Regions from separate parts of the Homo sapiens genome. Here region 2 is linked to region 1. The links are chromatin loops, found by intact Hi-C in ENCODE. Cell type or tissue: GM12878. All regions are shown on one strand. Region 1 overlaps RAD51B (RAD51 paralog B). Region 2 overlaps RAD51B (RAD51 paralog B).

What was found. A loop is a pair of places that touch in the nucleus more often than their neighbours do. Peaks named below come from ENCODE experiments on the same cell type or tissue, not always from the same donor. Only the 100,000 strongest peaks of a DNase experiment are listed, where the experiment ranks them.
Region 2: a loop joins it to region 1, with 2.5 times the contacts of the local background. A loop is called at or near these places in 1 of 110 quality-filtered maps.

What each region holds. Positions count from the first base shown.
Region 1 is chr14:68,209,802-68,212,301 of GRCh38, reverse strand. All of the region lies in intron 7 of RAD51B (RAD51 paralog B), which reads right to left. Among named protein-coding and RNA genes, the nearest start is that of RAD51B, 390 kb to the right of the region's middle. RefSeq lists enhancers at 1,094-1,373, 1,544-1,743. In GM12878, no CTCF peak of the experiment used is centred here; a DNase peak (open chromatin) is centred at 1,251; H3K4me3 peaks cover 612 bases; H3K27ac peaks cover 2,416 bases.
Region 2 is chr14:68,019,506-68,022,005 of GRCh38, reverse strand. All of the region lies in intron 7 of RAD51B (RAD51 paralog B), which reads right to left. Among named protein-coding and RNA genes, the nearest start is that of RAD51B, 200 kb to the right of the region's middle. In GM12878, no CTCF peak of the experiment used is centred here; DNase peaks (open chromatin) are centred at 545 and 945; H3K27ac peaks cover 1,280 bases.

The sequences.
Region 1 (2,500 bases):
TCATACAGCATGTAAGTGGCTGACCTAGTATTCAAACCCAGTTCAATCAGATTCTAGAGCCAAACTTCCAACCAAGTGCCATATTATCTCCCTTTTTTACTAAATGGCACTATTTCATTGTATGAACTGTACAGCTTGGGTCCAGTCCCAGCCTTGCAGGCACAGAAATTTGACCTTGTCAGTATCCCAGAGTTGAATAGACTTAGGCATGATGCCTTCCCCTGACGAAGTTCACAACAAACTGGTGGAGCAAACGAGAATGCCAATGTGTTGATTTACAACAGTTATGTATCTGTCATACAGACCATAACAATCTGACCAGAGCATTTTTCCCTTTAGAGGGTTCTACTTACAGAGGCAAACTGTAAACACAAGACATCATAATAGGAGGCATTTGCTATAGAACTTGAATGTTAAATTGAATTTCCAACAAAGAAGGACTTGCCAGTGACACTGAAACTTTGAAGACTACCAACATTCACATTTCTATGGACAGTTACTGTGGGTACAGGGCACAACCAGTGTTTGCCTCTGGGTGCTTCTGATGTCGACCAACCCCCTTTCTGACACACTGGTGCATTACTTACGTCTAGGCCAGTCTTTGGCCTAGAGACAATGACTTTCCTTAGGTGACTTTCCACAACTATGCTCTGATATCTGATGGTTTTATATATTAATTTATTTCCCAACCAAGTTGTTGAGTAACCTTCCCCACCATATCTAGTCTACAATCTATAATATAATTCACTCTGGCCTAAGGCCTTTAATTCATTTAAGAAAGCTAGGAGCTCTCCTACTTTCTTATGTTTTATTTTTCTTTTTTCCCCCTTAAAGCCATGTATACCATATTCAGTTGGCAACACAAAAGAGGTGCTACAATAGTGAAGGTGGTACAAAAACAGGACCTGAGATGTTCTTTTCATTCTTCTATCTTCTCCAAACATTGGTTTCAATGGGGAAAGCGGGTGGAGGGAGGGCAATGTGATTAGAGAGATTCTTGCAGGCAGGGAGCAAGGCCCTTGAACTAAAAGTGGAAGTAGCCTTATATTCAGATAAATCAGTCACTAGGCACTGGGTGGGGAGGGGAAAGGGTCACAAAGAATGTTCTGAGCTAGGCCACTTAATGATTTTAGACATGCCTACCTAGGAAATGCACCATGTGGCAATGCTCTTGTTCTGACCACAGCACATTAGTCAGAGAAACATCCTCAGAGAGAAGATCAAGGAAGACAAGGCACATGTTTGAGTGTGGGAACACAACTGACACTAAGTGAAGCTTGACAACCTGAAAATGAAAGTGACTGGAAATGAAGTGAAACCATTCTGTTAGTAAAGAATGGAATGCGAAAATGAAATGAACATTTTAAATAGAGCACACTGCCCTTCATTTTACTTGGTGACTCAGCCTGGGAGTTTCTGTAATACATACAGAATTCTGTTTGGTGAAGTGACCTACTTGCTCTTTGTGGGCGACCATATCGTGAACAGCTGGGGAGTAACTCACTCCACGTCAACATGATACTGATCACAAGCGCATTTCCTTGCTTTTGCAGAGTGCAATGGAGATTTCAAAGCACTTCTTCCCAAGTATTTTCTCCTTTAATTCTCACACAAACTCTGTGAGATTGTTGTCCATTTTGTTACAGGTAAGAAAACTATTTTAAGTTCAGTGTTTTTTCCATGATACTACAGCAGTGGCAGTTACTACTAGAGCTCATGCAGAATTCACTGAAGGCCACCAAGACACAAGACACACACAATGGTCATTCCATCACCCTTAAGTAACCTAAGGCCTGGTCATGTATATACATAGAATGGTATGTTACCATCCCTAATATCTTTAAGATCAAACCCACATGTACAAGAACATTTTTAAGGTAGTCCTATCTATTTGGCTCCAGAGTATTTGAATACTGCAATATAAATACTGATCACCTTTATTTGCTTCAGGCATGGTGTATAAAAATTGTCATCCCATTGAATAAATCCCTTGTTACCTGGTCTCAACGTTCCTAACTATAGAACTATTCTAAAGATATTCCTGGCTGGGTGCGGTGGCTCACACCTGTAATCCTAGCACTTTGGGAGGCTGAGGCAGGTGATTACCTCAGGTCAGGAGTTAGAGACCAGCCTGGCCAACATGGTGAAATCCTGTCTCTACTAAAAATACAAAAATTAGCTGGGCATGGTGGCGTACGCCTGTTGTCCTAGCTCCTCAGGAGGCTGAGGCAGGAAAATCACTTGAACCCGGGTGGCGGAGGTTGCAGTGAGCTGAGATGGCGCCACTGCACTCCAGCCTGGGTGACAGAGTAAGACTCTGTCTCAAAAAAAAAAAAAAAAGGTATTCCTAGAGTATGTTTCGCTCAGACTAATACAGCCTGATGAAATTCCAGTGCCAAATAAGGAAAAAGATCGTGTGCTCATGGAGGAATATTACTGCCTGGCAAGAAGCTTCCTTTAATACCACTTAAAAAGATTAGCAGGAGGAAGAAAATCACGA
Region 2 (2,500 bases), 190 kb after region 1:
ATCAACAAACTTCATTGTTGTCTTATTTTAAGAAATTGCCATAGCTACCCAACTTTCACCAACCACCAGCCTGTTTAGTCAGAAGCCATCAACATCAAGGCAAGACCCTCCACCAGCAAAAAGATTACAACTCATTGAAGGCACAGATGATTGTTAACATTTTTTAACCATATTTTTAAAATAAGGCTTGTACATTTTTTAGACATAATGCTATGATACACTTAGTAGACTACCGTACAGTGCAAACATAAGTTTTATATGCATTAGGAAACAAAAAATTTTGTGTTGCCCACTTTATTGCTATAACTGCTTTATTGCAGCAGTCTGGAACTGAACCCACAATATCTCCAAGGTATGCCTGTAAATAAGATGAAGAGTAAAGTGGAAGGGAGTTGGGGGACAAATGTCAATAACAGCACAGAAAAGAAATAACACTTAGTTTAGCTAGGTAGCAATTTGTTTACCCATATAACAAAGAGGCAGAGTATTTTATAGTAGGTGAAAAAATGACGTTCTAAAAGTGGCAGGGAAGACTTAGAAGGACAATGACCCTGTGACAGTGAAGATATGGGAAAATGACAAACATTCTGGCTGTAAGAGAAACACCATCTCACGGGAGAGCCAGACCTCCAATCAGGAAAAACCTTCCTGAGAGTGGCTTAGCAATATCGAAATTGCAGACATTGCTGCCATCACTGGCATCTGATCCTCGTGTGAAGGCATCATTTCTCAGGAGGCAATGTTCTCCCTTTATCCCTCTCTTTTGCCCTGAGTCCTCTAATAGAACATTAACTTAGTTGGGACATTCTTTTAGATGAACTAAAAATAATAATTATATGTGAAAAAAACAAAAGGGTACTATATTGTCCTCAGAGCAGTAAAACTGTTTATTTAGAGAGTCACTTGAACAAGGCAGACACAGTGTAAGGTCCCAGGGGGGTATTCAGTTTCCATCATCTGGTTATTTCCCCAGGTCCTCTCTCATGCATCACAAAGCTCTCTGTGAATCCACTTAACAAGGAAAGAACTAACACTCCTGTTTATTTGCTTCAACACTCTTGTCAATAAAAGGTGGTACACCTAAAGGATAAAATAAATATTCAGCCACAAAAATCATGCTGCAAACATATATATTTTTACATGGAAAGGTATTCTCTTACCTCTAAAAAGCAGATTAGAAAATAATATGTTGAGTTTGATCTCCTTTTTGTAAACAATCAATGTTTTTTAAATTGCAGTAAAGTATACATAAAATTTACCATTTAAACCATTTTCAAGTGTACAGTTGAGTAGCATTACCTATATTCACAGTCTTGCGCAACCAACAACATCCATCTCAGAACCTTTTCATCATCCCAAACTGAAACTCTATATATATAAGTAATATGAATATTTACATATTAACAGAAAAAGTCTGAACAGATATACACCAAAAATGTTAATAGTGGACAATTTTAGGTAGTTTTTTCCTATTTTTTAGTCTTCTATATTTCCTAATTTTTTCTAAAAGGAAGTGTATTTCTAGTGTAATTTTAAAGTAACTTTAAGTGATGTTTTTAAAAGACGCTGAGAGTTAAAACATTAAAAAAGCAAAGAGGCTGGTGCAATGGCTCACACCTGTAATCCTAGCATTCTGGGAGGCTGAGATGGGCAGATTGCTTGAGCTCAGGAGTTCAAGACCAGCCTGGGCAAATAGCGAAACCCTGGGCTCTACGAAAAATATAAAAAATTAGCCAGGCATGGTGGCACGTGCCTGTGGTCCCAGCTACTCGAGAGGCTGAGCTGGGAGGATTGCTTGAGCCCAGGAGACAGAGGTTGCAGTGAGCTGAGATTGCACCATTGTACTCCAGTCTAGGTGAGATAGTGAGACCCCGTTAAAGAAAAAGAAAGAAAAGAAAAGCAGGATTAGAGGCCATGCTCATCACCTTGTTATGATCTGGTAATTTTCCTCTGCTTCCTAAAAATAAGAACCCCAAAGCTTAGCTGGGTACACTATGCTCAGCCAAAAGACAATATTTCTGGTTGTCATTCTTGCAGTTAGCTGTGGCCATAGAACTAAATTTTAGCCAAAGAGAAAGTGCAATGTGTAACTTCCCAGAAATGTCCTTACAGGGAAGGGGCACATTCTTTTTGGTCTTTTCTCCTCCTGCCAGCTGTAATACTGATGCAATGGCTGAATCTCTAGCAGCCATATTGGACAATGTGGCAATACGGTAAGAACGAACAAGAAATAAGATAGATGTCTCTTTTTTTGTTATACGCAGTCATCCTAATCTTAACTGATAAAATCACAGTCATCCCTTGGCATATACTGGGAATTGGATCCAGGGCCACTCCTGCACCACATATACCAAAATCCACACACACTCAAGTTCCAAAGTCCACCCTCTGGAACTCACATATATGAAATGTCAGCCCTCCATACATGCAGGTTTTGCATCTCATAAATACTGTATTTGCAATGGAAATTTGCTTGAAAAAAATCTACATATAATTGGAC